Regions from separate parts of the Homo sapiens genome. Here region 2 is linked to region 1. Evidence: read pairs that join two places in POLR2A ChIA-PET (ENCODE). Cell type or tissue: Panc1. All regions are shown on one strand. Each heading gives the region's core, and the rest is flanking DNA. Links, peaks and the distances in the headings are about the cores only.

What was found. Peaks named below come from ENCODE experiments on the same cell type or tissue, not always from the same donor. Only the 100,000 strongest peaks of a DNase experiment are listed, where the experiment ranks them.
Region 2: POLR2A ChIA-PET joins it to region 1 with 15 read pairs; 2 of 35 experiments call an interaction of 5 or more read pairs at or near these places.

What each region holds. Positions count from the first base shown.
Region 1 is chr11:114,008,109-114,016,438 of GRCh38, reverse strand. The region is part of intron 1 of LOC124902760 (a long non-coding RNA gene); the gene reads left to right. It overlaps LOC124902759 (a long non-coding RNA gene), which reads right to left and starts at 1,082. Exons shown (of 2, transcript XR_007062894.1): 1 at 946-1,082. In Panc1, for the core only: no CTCF peak of the experiment used is centred there; no DNase peak of the experiment used is centred there; H3K27me3 peaks cover 429 bases.
Region 2 is chr11:114,163,387-114,171,716 of GRCh38, reverse strand. The region is part of intron 3 of ZBTB16 (zinc finger and BTB domain containing 16); the gene reads right to left. Among named protein-coding and RNA genes, the nearest start is that of ZBTB16, 110 kb to the right of the region's middle. RefSeq lists enhancers at 6,485-6,984, 6,985-7,486. In Panc1, for the core only: no CTCF peak of the experiment used is centred there; no DNase peak of the experiment used is centred there; H3K27me3 peaks cover 913 bases.

The DNA.
Region 1 (8,330 bases), core at 266-8,265:
ACAATAATTATAGATTAGAAAAGTGTCAAAAAAGTTGAGGGCTGGGCGCGGTGGCTCACGCCTGTAATCCCAGCACTTTGGGAGGCCGAGGTGGGCAGATCACAAGGTCAGGAGTTTGAGACCAGCCTGGCCAACATGGTGAAACCCCGTCTCTACTAAAAATACAAAAATTAGCTGGGCGTGGTGGCCCGTGCCTGTAATCCCAGCTACTCGGGAGACTGAGGCAGGAGGATCGCTTGAAACCGGAAGGCGGAGCATGCAGTGAGCCGAGATCGCACCATTGCACTCCAGCCTGGGCAACAAGACTGAAACTCTGTCTCAAAAAAAAAAAAAGTTGAACAGGAGTTAAGAACCAATTAATTTTGAAAGATGAAGGAGAGAGAGAGTCTATGAAAACATCTGGGTTTTAGCTTGAGGAGAATAAGTGAGAGATGGTTGCTTTTACTGTGACAGTGTCAGCTGGCTGTCCCTTCATCTCACCAGTTCATAAGAACAAATGTTAGCACATTCACAGGGAAATATCAATTTTTTTTTTTCCTGAGACAGAGTCCTGTTTTGTCACCCAGGCTGGAGTACAATGGTGTGATCTTGGCTCACTGCCTCCTGGGTTCAAGCAATTTTCCTGCCTCAGTCTCCCAAGTAGCTGGGATTACAGGTGCCTGCCACCACACCTGGCTAATTATTGTATTTTTAGTAGGGACAGGGTTTCATCATGTTGGCCAGGCTGATCTCGAACTCCTGACTGACCTCGAGTGAATCTGCCCACCTCAGCCTCTCAACGTGCTGGGATTACAAGTGTAAGCCACCATGCCCAGCCAAATATCAATTTTATTAGCTCTGATTCCCCACCCAAAGATCCTTGCAAAGATGCTTCCCCAAGAGCTCCTGACATCTTAAAAAGCCTTCACCCACATTCGTGAATCCGTTGTTAATGACTGATCCCACCTTTGCGGAAGGTCCACCATGCCTGCCTTCTCATAGGTGTCAGCAGCCAAGCGTAGCTCTGCCCCAGGTGCAACAGAAGCTGCAGGCAGTGCAGGTGGTGCCACGTGGCTGCCTTCTGGGAGGTTCAGAAGAGGAATGCTTCCTCCCTGCTGGCTAGGAGGCTGTCATAGTGACTGACAGCATAATGGTGGATCTTCAGCTCCACCCTCAGAGCCCAGCGTGCAACCTGCCATCCACTGGGTTCTGAGGGTTCCTCCAAACCATCTGCCTTGCAGTACCTAGATCCCTGCCCTCCTTTGACTGCCAGACACTGTTGTTGGATGTACCTCATCTTGCCAGTCTCCTTTGTGGGGCGTTTTCTCCCAGAGGCTCCAAAGTTCTTATGATTTGTCCTCTGCCAGCTACCCCCACTCTCCCCCCTCCCCCCTTCCAGTGCACCTGATGTGCCTTTCTGTGCCTGGAATCCAGATGGGGATACTTAGAGTCCCTGTCCCCATACACCAACCATCTTCGACCCAAGTGAGTCAGTTCATGTAAACAGATACTTGAAGACCTAAGTATTGTGTAAATCTTGGTGGTGGTTTTTTTGTTGTTGTTTTTTGTTTTTTGGCGTTTTTTTGTTTTGTTTTTTTGTTTTGTTTTGTTTTTTGAGCTGGTGTTTTCTTTGCTTACTCTAGTTCTGGTGGTTTGTTTTATTTTGATTTGGATCTCAGGTGCAGACAGTTGAGTTAAGTGTAGTCCCCAGTTCATGTCACCTCTGGAGAATGTGAGGTCTGTGTAAGATCTCTCATTTCTTTATTCCTTTTCTTTTCATATTTACAGTGACCATATATTTACCCTACCAACAAGAGCACTTTTTAGAAGAAAAGGAGGCAATTTAATGATTATTATGCTGAGGCTGGGCGCAGTGGCTCATGCCTATTATCCCAGTACTTTGGGAGGCCGAGGTGGGTGGATCACCTGAGGTCAGGAGTTCGAGACCAGCCTGACCAATATGGTGAAACCCCGTCTCTACTAAAAATATAAAAATTAGCCGGTTGTGGTGGCATGCAACTGCAGTCCCAGCTACTCAGGAGGCTGAGACAGGAGAATTACTTGAACCCAGGAGGCAGAAGTTGCAATGAGTCGAGGTTGCACCACTGCACTTCAGCCTGGGTGACGAAGCGAGACTCCATCTCAAAAAAAAAAAAAAAAAGTTTCTAATGTTTATTATGCTGGGCTCATAAACTAGGCCTGCTGCTGCAAGTAGAACACACGGGCACCCATTTGTACTGTATGTCTGTTCCTGTGTCTCCTCTAAGAAGCCATTCTATATGGTTTACTTTGTGTGTGTACATTTGCTTTTGTTTTGGTTCTGGTTTTGGTTTTGTTCTTTTGAGACAGGGTCTCACTCTGTCACCCAGGCTGGAGTATAGTGGCGCGATCACGGCTCACTGCAGCCTTGACCTCCCAGGCACAATCCATTCTCCCTCCTCAATATCCTGAGTATCTGGGACCACAGGTGCGTTCCACCATGCCAGGCTATTGTTTTTATTTTTTATAGAGACTAGGTCTTGCTATGTTGCCCAGGCTAGTCTCCAACTTGTGGGCTCAAGTGACCCCACCTTGGCCTCCCAAAGTGTTGATATTATAGGCATAAACCACTATGTCCGGCTGGTTTTGCTTTTATATATTCTTATAAAATGTGTTCTCTGTTTGTTTTTTTTGTTTGTTTGTTCGTGATGGAGCCTCACTCTGTCGCCCAGGTTGGAGTGCAGTGGCATGATCTCGGCTCACTGCAACCTCTGCCTCCTGGGTTCAAGCAATTCTCCTGCCTCAGCCTCCTGAGTAGCTGGAATTATAGAAGTGCCACCACATCTGGGTGATTTTTGTATTTTTAGTAAAGTCAGGGTTTCTTTTTTCTTTTTGTTTGAGATGGAGTCTTGCTCTGTCACCCAGGCTGGAGTTCAATGGCACGATCTCGGCTCACTGCAACCTCTGCCTCCCAGGTTCAAGCAGTTCTTCTACCTCAGCCTCCCAAGTAGCTGGGATTACAGGTACCCGCCACTACGCTTGGCTATTTTTTTTTTTTTTTTTGTATTTTTAGCAGAGATGGGGTTTCACCATGTTGGCCAGCCTGGTTTCAAACTCCTGACCTCAAGTGATCTGCCTGCCTCAGTCTCCCAAAGTGCTAAGATGACAGGCGTGAGCCACCACACCTGGCCAGGGACGCGGTTTCACCATGTTGGCCAGGCTGGTCTCGAACTCCTGACCTCAGATGATCCGCCTACTTCGACCTCCCAAAGGGCTGAGATTACAGGCATGAGCCACCATGCCCGGCTTAGAATGCATTTTTGTCTTAAGGTACATGCATTTTAAATGTACATAAATATTTTGTTATGGCTCTACTGTTGTTTCTTACCTTTTCTGCTAAGCTCTGTTCATGTTCATATCTAATCTGTTGCTTCCAATGGACTCAGAGTACTCCACACTGCAGCCACCACACATACTGATGGATGCACCCACCTGGTGATGGGCACCCGGGTTGTGCAGCCTCGCCCCCCTCACAGGTAATGCCATTGTGATTCTCCTTGTCCAGGGATCCTCCAGGTCTGGAGTAAAAACTGCTTTGGGATCTCAGGAGCCGAACTGCTGGCTTGTCATTTAGATACGTAGTGCCAGACTGCTCTCCAAAATTTGCCTACCTCTTTGTGACTACTGTACAGATTTCAGCTCCAGCCCAGCTGGGACACCCAGGGCAGAGAAGGCTGGAAACAGAAGCCAAGGAGGCACCAGCACTTAGGGATTGAGCAAAAAGAGTGATTATGATGATGGAGACTAAGAAGAGAGGAGTCCTAAAGACAGGGGGAAAATGATGAAAGACTGTAGCGAGACAAGACCGTGTTAACAGGGGTGCGGAGTCAGACACGCATGAGTGGAACCCCAGCTCTGCCACCATCTAGCTATGTGACTCTGAGTTCCTTATCTACACTCAGGCTCACTTTCCTCACGAGTAAACTTGTACATCATGAGTCCCTACTTTGACAGGTTGTAACTCAGCTCTGCATCCAGAACATCATAAACACTCAGTAAATATGAGGTATTATATTCTCTAACAGCTTTTCTTGCAAGCACTGATCAGAGTTTGTGGCTATGTTGTCATTTGTATGATTATTTGATGATTATCTATATCTCTCACTAAGTTACATGCTTCCTCGGGACGGAGATCTTGTCTATTTGCTTACCATTTTACTTCTAGCTCCTAGCACAGTGCCTGGCACAGAGGATACACAGTAGATATTTACGAAATTAGTTGACCGATAAAAGGAGAATACAGGGCCGAGTGCAGTGGCTCACCTGTAATCCCAGCACTTTGGGAGGCCGAGGCCGTCAGATCACCTGAGGTCAGGAGTTCAAGACCAGCCTGACCAACATGGAGAAACCCCGTCTCTACTAAAAATACAAAATTAGCCGGGCATGGTGTCACATGCCTGTAATCCCAGCTACTCGAGAGGCTGAGGCAGGAGAATTGTTTGAACTCAGGAGGTGGAGGTTGTGGCGAGCCGAGATTGCACCATTGCACCCCAGCCTGGGCAACAAGAGCGAAACTCCATCTCGAAAAAAATAAAAATAAAAAGTAGAATACAGAGGATGATTATGGATTGTGGTAAGTGTCATAAGGGAAAAAAGCAGCATGATATGTTAGAGAATAACTGAGAGAGGGGTGGAGGTAGAAAGAACAGTCAGGGAAGACTTCTCTGAGGAGGTGACATGAGCTGGGAGAGGAAGAAAGAAAATGCATCATCCACACAGAGAGTTAAGTCCTTTCAGGCAGAAGGACATCATGTTCAAAGGTCCGAGGCAGGAAAGGGTGTGGCACATCATGGGAAGTCAAGGAGGGATCTTACTGGGAAAGTAATAAAAAGAGTAGAAGCAGGGAGAAGGGTTAAGAGGCTGTTGCAGGTGGAAAATGAGGGTGGTTTGAATTCAGTGTCAAAAAGAAGGGAAGGAGTGGATGGCTTTGGGATGCATTTTGGATATAGCAGACAGGGCATGCTGAATGATCGGGTGTAGTGGTGGAGGAAAATATATAAATCAAGGTTGAACTGGACAGTTTTGTGAGTAGTGTTGCCATTTACTGGGACAGGAAACCTTGAGTAGAAATAAAATTGGTGGTGCGGTGGGGAGCATGGGAATTAAAAGTTCACATTTTAACATACTAAGTGTGAGATGACTATGAGATCACTATAGGGAGATGTTGAATACGTGTTGGATAGATCAATCTGAGACTAAGAAGGAGATGTTCAGATTTGTTTTGAGTCATCAGCATCCGGATGGTGTTTACAGTCATGGGATGGAATTGGATAGGCTCCCAGAGTGATAAAGTGTCAATGGAGATGATAAGAAGGTCCTACACAGAGCCTGGGGCTCTCCAGCCAAGAGAGCCACAAAGGAGACTGAGGGCTCATGGAAGGCAAAAGAGAAAAAGACAGCGGTAAACTGTCAAATCCTGCTGGAAGGTCAAGGGGAGTGGAATAAGGAAAAGGGGAATTGGCGATGTGAAGCCTGCTGGTAAGGTTTTTCAATTGCTTTTAAAAATACAGCCTGGGCAACATAACAAGACCCCATTGCTACAAAAAAAAAATCTAAAATTAGCTAGGTGTGGTGGCACATGCCTGTAGTCCCAGCTACTGGGGAAGCTGAGGCAGGAGGATCACTTGAGCCAAGGAGTTTGGGGCTGCAGTGAGCCATGATTGAGCCACTGCACTCCAGCCTGGATGACAGAGTGAGACCTTGTCTCTTAAAATAAGAAATAATAATGAAAAAAAAACTTAAAAACCCAAGTTTATCAAGAGGCAATTCACATGTCACAAAATTCATCAATTTAAAGTGTACAGTAGGCCAGGCCCAACAGCTTATGCCTGTAATCCCAGTGCTTTGGAAGGCTGAGGCAAGAGGATCCCTTGAGGCCAGGAGTTCAAGACCAGCCTGGGCAATATAGTGAGACCCCAGTCTCTATAAAAAGTTTTTAAAAATTAACCAGGAATGGTGGTGAACCCTGTAGTCCCAGCTACTCAAGGAGGCTGAGGCAGGAGGATCCCTTGAGCCCAGGAGGCTGAGGCTACAGGGAGCTGTGATTGAGCCACTGCCCTCCAGCCTAGGCAACAAAACAAGACCCTTTCTCAAAAAAAAAAGTGTACAGTAACAGCAGTTTTTAGTATAATAACAGAGCTGTGCAACCATTATCCCAATCTAATTTTGCAACATTTTCATCACCCTAAAAAGAAACCTCATACTTATTAGCAGTCATTCCCCTTTCTCCTCCTCACAACTCTCCTTAATCCCAGTTCCAGGCAGCCACGAATCTACTTTCTGCCTCTGTAGATTTGCCTATTCTAGATATTTCATATAAAAGAATTATATAATATGTGGCCTTTAGTATCAGACATTTTTCACTGAGTAGAATGTTTTCAAGGATCCGTGTTGTAGCATGTATCAATATTTCATTCTTTTTATGACTAACATTTCATTGTATGGATATTGCAAATTTTATTTATTCATGCATCAGTTGTTGGAAATTTGGGTTGTTTCCACTTTTTGGCTATTATGAATAATTCTGCTATGAACATTGGCATACAAATTTATCTATGGACATATGTTTTCATTTCTCTTGGGTATATACCTAGAGTTGAATTGCTAAGTCATATGGTAGGTCTATGTTTAACATTTTAAGAAACTGCCAAATTGTTTTCCAAAGTAGCTGCACTTAGTCAGGTGCTGGAGCTCATACCACCTGTAATCCCTGCACTTTGGGAGGCCGAGGCTGGTGGATCGCCTGAGGTCAGGAGTTCAAGATAAGCCTGGCCAACATGGTGAAACCTCATCTCTACGAAAAATACAAAAATTAGCCAGGCATGATGGTGTGCGCCTGTAATCCCAGCTACTTCGGAGTCTGAGGCAAGAGAATCACTTGAACCCAGAGGCAGAGATTGCAGTGAGCCGAGATAGTGCCACTGCACTCCAGCCTGGGTGACAGAGCAAGACTCCGTCTCAAAACAAACAAACAAAAAACAATGTCACTGCACCCTTTTTATACCCCCAACAGCCATGTATAAGAGTTCCAATTTCTGTATATCCTCACCATTGCTTGTTATTGTCTGCCTTTTTTATTTGAACCATCCTCATAGATATGAAAAAAATATGTCATTGTGGCTTTGATTGGCATTTCCCTAATGACTGCTGATGTTGAACATCTTTTCATGTGCTTATCGGCCATTTGTATATAGCCACTGGTAAATTTGACAAAGACAGATTCACGGAGTGATGGGTGTTGAGGCCAGACTAAGTTAAAGAAAGAATTGAAAGTGAAGAAGTGGGAAAGGCAAATTAAAAGCTATTTCAAATTTCCCTTTGGAGCAGTTTCAAGGGAGATTTCTTTGTTTTGTGTTTTCTTAGTGATAGGAGACACTAGAATCTGTTGGTTTGTAAGGATGATGCAGTAGACATGGCTGTTCAGGAGGCTGAGGCAGGAGAATTCCTTGAGTCCAGGAGGTCGAGGCTGCAGTGAACCATGGTTGAGCCACTGCCCACCAGCCTGGGCAACAGAGTGAGATCCTCAAAAAAAAAAAAAAAATGTGGGCCAGGGATGGTGGTTCACACCTGAAAACCTAGCACTTTGGGAGGCTGAGGCAGGCGGATCACTTGATCCCAGGAGTTCGAGACCAGCCTGGGCAACATGGCGATGATGCAGAGGAAAGGGGAGATAATTGCAGGGCAGAGTCCTTGAGAAGGCAATAAGGGTGGGGCTCAGAGCACCAGAGGTGGGGGTGCCTTCAAAAGAATCCCCCTTCCGGCATTTTAGCCTGTGAGAATCTGGGTGAAGGAGCTGGTCAGCCTGTGGATTTGGTGGCGGGAAGAGGAAGAGGTTCCTTTGCAATGGCGCCTATTTTCTCTATAGGAGTAAAGGATGAGGTCATCTAACCACGAAGCAAAGTGAGACTGGTGTGGAAAGTTTGAAAAAAAGAGGGGAAATAATAAAAGAATTATTTGGAGAGTGAGAAATACTTCAAAGTGAAGTGTAGGTTTGCCAATGCATGTTTAGTGTCCACTGTGGTTTGAGGCTGTGAATTTATAGTAAATCCAGTCACCTCAGTTTGATTTTCTCCAAGAACATTCAACTACTCAGATGTGGGAGCAGAGAACGTGGCTAAATGGACTCAATCAGGTTGTGGCTTTGTGAGGTAAATACAATAGAAAGGGATCCTCCCAGCCAGAGAGTTGAGGATATGTGTAAAGCAGGCATTAGGATCAGAATCAAGGGCGGTGGTTCTCAGGGTGTGATTCCTGACAGCAGCATAATCACCCAGGCACTTGTTAAATATGTAACATGGTGTCGGGGGGCTCAC
Region 2 (8,330 bases), core at 67-8,066, 160 kb before region 1:
CTCTGTGAACTCTATGTATGCTCCCAAAGCAGAATTCTAGGCTGTGCAGGGCTGAGCAGTAGGGAAGAAAGCCACGCCGGCCTTGTGGTGTCAGAAAGATGGAGTACTCCCGTGACAATGACTCTTCCTGTCACCTTGGGGGGCCGGGGGCTATATCGGGAAGCACAGTTACATGCTGTCCTCTGAGGGGCATGATTCAATGCTGATGGGCAGCAGGCCAGAGGTGAGGCAGGCCACCCAGAGGACACGTTCAGCTTGGCAAGGCCCCAGGGCCCCGTCCAAAGGGCACTGAAAGGCCCTTCCCAGCCCACTGAGCCGGCTCCTAGCTCCTGATAGAGATTCTGGATGGGGGTGGAGTTCAGTGGGAGGACTGTATGTCTAGGAATGTTTCCCCATCAAGAATCCTATGGGCTAGAAAAGATCCCCAGGGTTGTCATCACAGTCCTACATACGCTGGTCCACGCTTTGCTCGGACAGGACAGACAGGACCTCATTAGAGACAGAGAGTATCATTCGGCCTCATTATCTATAATCAGACCCTGCTCTTGGTGCATAAATAAGTAATGAAGACAGTGCACTGTGATTCTCTTTGCTCCCGGGTCAGCTTCAAAGGCTGCACCTGTCCCTCTCGAGCCTATACTCCAGAGCTTCTGACTCCAGACCCCAAATCTCAATTAATGCAAAACTGGCCCCCCAGCAGTGCTCTCTCAGATGTGCTGGATTATGTCCATTAGGCCCCAATGAAGGCACTGGGAGATCCGGGATATTCAGGCAAGATAGTAGCCTCCCAAAATATCTGGTCTCTGGGCCTTTATCCCGGGCTCATATTAGCAAAGGCAACTGAGGAAGGAAGACTCCAGCAAATCCAAAGTTTCAGAGAGTTCTGTCTTTACCCGGAGTTACCTTGTTACTGAAAATGACTGTGGTCTTTCATAATTACTCCAACAAAAATGCAGCCGCCAATGAGCTCCCTGTGCTCAATTAGCTTATAATAGTCAGTAAGAGAGCTGCTGAAGTTTAATCCAACTACCCCAGAAGACTTTTTATCCCAACTACCTAATGAAAACTTTAGAATTTGCTTTTTTTTTTTTCCCCTTGTCCCAGGCAAGTGAAAGAATTCCAATCAAAACGGGACTGGTTTGGGGGAAGGAGGAGGGAGTGCGTTAACTACTGGGGAAAAGTCTGGAAGACATGTCTTTGTCAGGTTGAATCCTGGAGAGAGCCAACAAAAGGAGCCCCTGACTACAGAGGTATCCGCCCCTCTCTCCCACTGGCTTCCATCTACGCGGTGAACAAGCTCAGTCTTCACTAAAGGCATACACAGGGGCTTCACCCACGTGGTCCGAGGAGGTGGGCTGGGGCACGTCCTGAGACCGTCCTCGGATGCTTCCTCCATTGGCCCTCCAGGGTGGCCAACTCTGTCCTCAGCCTCACCCAGAGGCAGCCCTCTGACCTGTCTTCTCAACCTAGGCTTTGTGGGGTTCTAGGTACTCGTAACATATTTTTTAGTCCATCAAATCCTATATGAGAAATTTACAATCTTCTGGGTCCGCATCCAATTTTAAGCCTTGCTTTCACATGTGTTTGTTTTATGGATGCCTCAACTTGGAGGGGCCCCCTGAAGTGGCAGCTTTTCATCTTTAATGCAGTGTTTCTCAACCTCCAGGCCAAGGAGGCCCACAGCCATCACAGGGATTGGAGGACTCCCAAGTGCAAGAAACTGGGCTCTAAGTCTCTGCCAGGTGGCTATGGGCGGAGGAGGATGAGGAGGAAAGAGATGCCTGCCTGGATGGTTCTAGCTCACAGAAGTTCTTGCTTCCTCTTGTCCAGAAAGGTAGGCCACTCCCACCACAGCACTCCTTCTGGATACTCCAGCAGCAAAGACCTCATCAAAATCCCATGAACCTCCTTCCCGAAGCTCTCCTCATTCCCCTGGTTCTTAGGAGCTTCTCCCCACTCTAAATGCCTGCAGCACTCAGTCTTTCCTCTTGCGGTCACAATGAGCACACCCAGCCTTGCTCAACGCCTTCTCTTGCCAGGGGGCTCGTGTCACCCTCTCAGCCAGACCACCAGCTTCTTGCAGACAAGGACACTGGCTTCAACCCCTCTGTCCACCCTGCCAAGCTTTGCACACCACTGGCCCTAGGTTCAGTTGCTAACTGATGAATGACTTCACAAACGATTTCCTGCAAAAGAGGGCCACACGTGTGACCCAGAGTAGTCATCGAGGTTTCTCTGCTGCTCAACCTTCACCATCTGGTTCCCATTTGGCTGATGTTTCGCTCCCCAGAGAAAGCTCCAGCATCCCCAGCGCGTGCCTGGGGAAGATGAGGCTGTCAGAGAATGGACACAACCAGCCTCATGTCAAGTGGTCCAGCTTCACTGGACATAATCTGAAAGGTCAGGGAGGCCCAACCTTCCTGATGCATCATACTCCAAGACGCTTGAAGTCTAAGGCGCTAGTAATAGCCCAAGTGGTCACAGCTCTCACATTTCTGGGCTGCAGCACAGGTCGGCTGCCCCTTTCACCCCACCCCAGCATCACAGGGTGCATCTACCAGAAGCAGAGCACCCAGTTGCGTCGCCATGCAGGAGGGACCACAGGCAGCTCTCTCCTCCTACCCCTCCTACTTGGCAGGATAGTGCAAAGGAGGAGTGGGGGGCATGACACAGTCAAGCTCTCCCTGGGTGGGAGGGCCACACACTAACCCACAGACCCTCCTGCAAGGCTCCCAGAACCCTCCTATCCCCAACCCTACAAGGCACTGAGCAGAAGTCATAGCCACAACTCACAACCACTGAACACATGCTCCTCTGGCAGAGCAGGAAGAGGCTAATAAGCCACACCTGCTCCTGGTGGCACAGGTGCAAGGCACACAGGCAGCAGCCAATTACTATGCCACCCTCCCCACCCCCAGGACCCTTGGGCACAGGGCCTTCCTGGTCTCAGCTCCCCAGTTTGAGATTGGTTAGCTCTACAAACAGAGAAGCAGGCATTTAGGCACTCAAACAGCACGAGGCCAGGGCTAGGTATAGCAGCATGCTATACTATAATAGAAAAGCAAGACACAGGGTGGAAGGAGAGAGAAAGAGAGGGAGATTGAAGTCCAGCTCTGCTACTTTCTAGCTTTATGATCTTAGGCAAGTTAACTCTTTACTGTCCTCATCTGCAAAACGGAATCAGCATATCTGTCTTCCAAAGTTGAAGAAAGACTGAGTTCAGATATGCAGAACACATAGCACTGTGCCTGGAACACAGCAAGTTTCAATAAATGTCTTTCTCTCCTTCCTGCAGCCAAACCATGCATCCTGAGCCCTTCACTTCTTCAACAGATATTTCCTGAGAGCCTGCTATGTGTCCCGCTGTGAGGATGCAACAGAGCACACTACTGACAAGGTCCCCGCCTTCCATCCTTGTCTTCTCATCCAGATTGCTGACTCCTGGGGCTGGAGGGAAGCAGGCAGCACCTCAGGTCTGTTCCTTACCATGTGCCCATCCGCATGCCTGCTCACTCACCCATTAGGTTATTTTTCAAATGACTGAGTTATAACCACCATTCAGGTTACTAAGCGAGGTAGTATAGGGGACACAAATAAATCACATGTTCTCAAGAAGCTTACAGTCTAGTAGGCAAAAAAGGCCAAGCAAATAAATAGCTATGTAACAAAGAAGGTGACAGGTGCCATAAGAGGGGATAGATAAATGGCTAAGAGCGATCAGATGGAGGGCGGCCTCTTGTCCTGCCCAGACAGACACATCCTAGGGCTGAGTCGGCTGACTTTTCAAAAGAGAAGAGAAAAAGGAACGCTCGCCGGTCGGGCACCAGGCCTAGCATGGGAAACAGGCAGGACCTATTTAAAACAACTAGAGCCAGGTTAGAGCCTTTTCTGGCAAGTCCCAAAACTCCTGGAGCTGATCAGATAACCAGATAGAACCAATACTGTCAAAATCCTATGGATTTTAAAAAATCATTTAGCTGTTGCCGGGATGATAAAAGAATCTTGCCATTCAAAGGGAAGGTGCAGGCTCAGAGGAAGGAGGGGTCGCTGGGAGAGCAGGAGGGGGCTGGGGAGAAAAGGGAACGCCCTACAAATATAGATCAGGGTTAGGGAGAAAAACCAGACGGCCAAGGACATTTATGCATTGTGGTTGCTTTACTACCTAATTAATTCAGTAATTTCAAAAACAATTTTATTTATGTTCCATTTACCACATCAAAGGTGAAAAAAATCCTACTGATGCTAAAATAATACCTCAAGGCATCTATTTTTAATCAGTTAAAAAAAAAAAAAGCAAGGGGTAGAGGGAGAATTTAAAAAAAAAAAAAAACAAAAAAACTCGCCCTGGTTTCTATACAATCTCTCCTGGGCAGACCACCAACCCTCAGAGAGAGAGAGAGAGAGAGAAAACACAGCCAAGCCCTCTCTGAGAGCCTTCCTGGCTGCTGAAAACCAAGCTTGTCAAAAAAAAAAAAAAAAAAAAACCAAAAAAAAAAAAAACCACAAATCCATAATGGCCCGAGGCTCCTCTCCAATCTATTTTCTGCTCAGCTGGTTTTAAATGAAGTTATTATGAGTCATTAAAACACCCGCAAGCCAGTGGAAGTCAGCCAATTACAATTTTAAATTTAGCCTGTTCTCTGCCCCATTCTCTTGTTTTCTTCCTTTGCCCACAGAATGCTGCTGCTGTTATTTTTTCCCTCCCTTCCTTTACCCAAAGTGAAAGAGACAGTTATGAAAATGCATAGTATTGCACGGAGCACAGAATCATTCATATGAAACTCAAATTATTAGACAAAAAAATGCAAACTTCTGCCCCCTCCAAAGTCAACCCAAGCCTTGCCTCAGCCCACTGGATTCCTCGGAAACTCCAGTCTGAGCCCCAAAGGTCATGGGGCTATTTTTAAAATGAAAAGGTTCTTCAGTGGGGTCTTGTTGAGAAATGTTCACATCCATCACACAAAATCAACATTTTCATGGCTGAATCCAAAAGGTAGAAACACACCACCACCATCTGAGAATTAATAACAAACAATGAAGTTGAAATTCAAAGGTAAAGCAGGCTTTGCAATCAAGCATGAATGTCGGTAGAAGTCACTCGATATGATGAGCTCATTTAGTTTTTAAATCTTCAAGGTAATGGTCTGTGCGGGCCCATTACAGCAAAGGAACAAATTTGAGTATTTCATGTAAATGCTTCTTCTCAATCTCTTTTTGTTCCCATGCTTGGACACACAAACACACACATGCACACATGGTGTTCTGATTAGGACTGTGTCCCCGATTTCTAGGAGACACTGCAGCTTTTCCATACCCTCCAACAAGTGAGTCCCTCTACCCAAAGGACTGTCCAATCCTGCAATCTTCACCAACCTCATTTAATGGATGAGTCTGCAAGCTCCACAGAACAGATGCCCAGATGTCTGCAAACACCTTCCATCACCTCCAGGCCCCCTCTCCCTCATGGTTACACACACACACACACACACACACACACACACACACACACACACACGTAGACCAGTCCTCTGCCCCACGATACTTGCAGTTCTATGCCCCAAGAACGCAGGAGAGCCACAGCCACAGACCTAGGCAGTTGAACACCTGGGAGAGGAGTGAATGCCATGCCATTTCACTGACAGTCACCGAGGGTTAGTGTGGAGGCCAGGATGCTACCAAGAGTGGCTGCCTACCTGGTTGCTCTGGGTGAGCTGGAACTCAGGGTCCATCCCTACCAAGCAACCTCACTGAGAAGAGCATGTGAAATACCATGATGTTTCCAGGCCCATTGCGACCTGCAGCCATTTGCCAAAGGCTTGACCTCTATGGAACATAAACCTGAGGCCTGTGAGCACAGATGTCCCAGGTTCTGAAGGTCCCCAGAGCTGGGCAGATGACACCCTCCTATCCTCAGCCCTGAGCCACCCCACTAAGTAGTTCCAAGTGAGACCCCTCAACAGCAACCTCTCAAGTGGTTCACCCAGGCCTGTTCTCCCGGAAGCCAGTAAAGCTGAAGCTTCAGGCCTCTCCCTGGCACTGACCCCTTTCCTGGGAGAGGCTCTAACACCTGGTATTTATAATCCTTTTCTGAGAGACAGCACCCAAAACTGAGTACGCTTCAGGCCCCACCAAACCCAGATCTGCCCTAGTAGTACAAACACTTTTATAACAGGATATTCATTTATTTGACAGATACTATCAGTGCACAACACTCCTATGTACCAGGCACTTTGCTAGGGCATGAGTATGTGAGGGCAGCTGCTGAGTCCTGCACTCAGGTGCACAGTACTGGCCCAGGAGAGCACAGTACCAGCAAAGTCCAATAAGGGCCTTGTAAAGCCTAACCCTGCTAAACTACTTGCCCATTCTCAACACAACTGGGATTTGGGGGGAACATCCAGGGACCTGGGAAAAGCAGGGGCCAAGCCAGAGAAGCCCCACTCTGGCCCCTGAGAGGCAAGGGACAAGAGCACATGAGATTCTAGGTGCTGGGAGCATTCTAGGGACACTGGCTCAAGAGTCCTCCCCTCTGGGGAGACCTCTGGGCCAGAGTGACATTTTGTTTTCCATTCCAACCACTGCCCAGCTTCCAAGCTAAAAAAAACTTTGAGGTGGTGGGTTAGGACAGGGAGGCAGGGAGGCAGGGAGAGACAGAGACAGAGACAAAGACAGAGAAAGAGAGAGACAGAGAAAAGACCAACGAAGACAGATGGAGACAAAGACAGATGAAGACATAAGAAGGAAGACAGAAAATACACAGGAGTGTCAAGAAAAGGCCGAGGCTGACACAGACACAAAGGACAGGGACAAAGAGATGAAGTGAGATGAAAGCAGATTGGGGAGAAATAGAAGGAGAAGAGAAGAGCTGAAAAATAAATACCTGCCACCACAGAGACCTGGACAAGAGCACTGAAAGTAAGGGCCGCAGTAGCGTGATGGATGCCCAAAGCAGGGTGGGGCCCCTCAGGCACAGCCCTGGATACAGATACCCAGGCCCAGCCTGGTTAGAGGGCTAGGGAATGGGGCTGAGGGCAAGAGAAAGCACGGCCAGGCCTCCTAAGAACGCTTCCGGCAGGGTGTGTGTCTGCGAAGCCAAGGGAAGACGAAAAGGCCCTGGAAATCAGAAATGGCATTGCCATTATCAGGTTGATCCCACGTAAATATCCCTCCCCAATAACCCCATATCTATTCATCCTCAGACAATAACAAGGACCAGCAAGGCAACCCAGAACGTAGGAAGGATGGCAGGAGCAAAGGAGAGGAAAGGGAGACTAGGAGAATAAATGGCAGACAGACAGATGTCCCAGCATCCATCCCTCTAGGGCACCATTCATTTCCTAATAAGACCGTCATCCTCTAGCTGTGCAAAATCATGTGGTGGCATGAGACAGGGTTTGTGTGGAAGAAACCACCCTATGCTGAGATAGAAAAATCATCGAGAGAGGGAGAAGGAAGAAGGTTATTACATAATTTCCACTTTCTTCCCTCCACCCTCAAAGTAATGTTCTATCTGACAGGCTCCTCTCTGAGGGGGGAAAAATGACAAATCCAATCCAAAATTCAACAGCCTGTGTTCTGTTCAGAGAGCACACAGTGTACTGTACAGCCCATAAAACTCCAAACAGCCTCCAGACACTGCCGCAATCGTCCTCCATCAAAACACTTTGTCTTGCATACAAAAATAAGATACAGCGCTGAACAGAATACAAAATCAGCCCATTACAGTACAGGGAGACTGCTACTTAGCAACGAGGGGGCTCTAAAGCCTCGATGCTCTACAGGAAGCAAAATCTGTCGAGCCTGTTGGGCAAACGATAAACATTAGCAGTATTAAAAAACACAAAAGCCATGTAAATGGATAGACATAATGTGGAAACAAATTTATAGAATAAATTGGGATGGGGGATTTGCGGGGTGGGAGGAGATGCTGGGATCCAGAGGGGTAGATGGAACGAGCTTCCCCAACCCCTGCTAAGGCACCATATGGAGACAGAGACATGTGTATTTGGGGGCAGGGACATGTGAACCCCCTCTTCACACAGGGGCTGTAGGTGAAGGGGTGGGAGAGAACTGGTGAAAACACTGTTTAAAACCATGACCTGCAATGAACTTTCCCAACTTTCTCGGTTCAGCTGGCCTGACTAGGACCGGGGGACCCAGGCACGCAAAACCGCAGCACTAAGGTGGCAGTTACGTGGGGGATTTATCTGCCCTGGGGCCAGCATCGCACCCAGCACCATCATGGAACCTGATACTTGCTGTAAACAAAATCCCTGGCCAAAAAACAAAAACCAAAAAAAACAAAAACAACCCACACAACAAAACCAAAA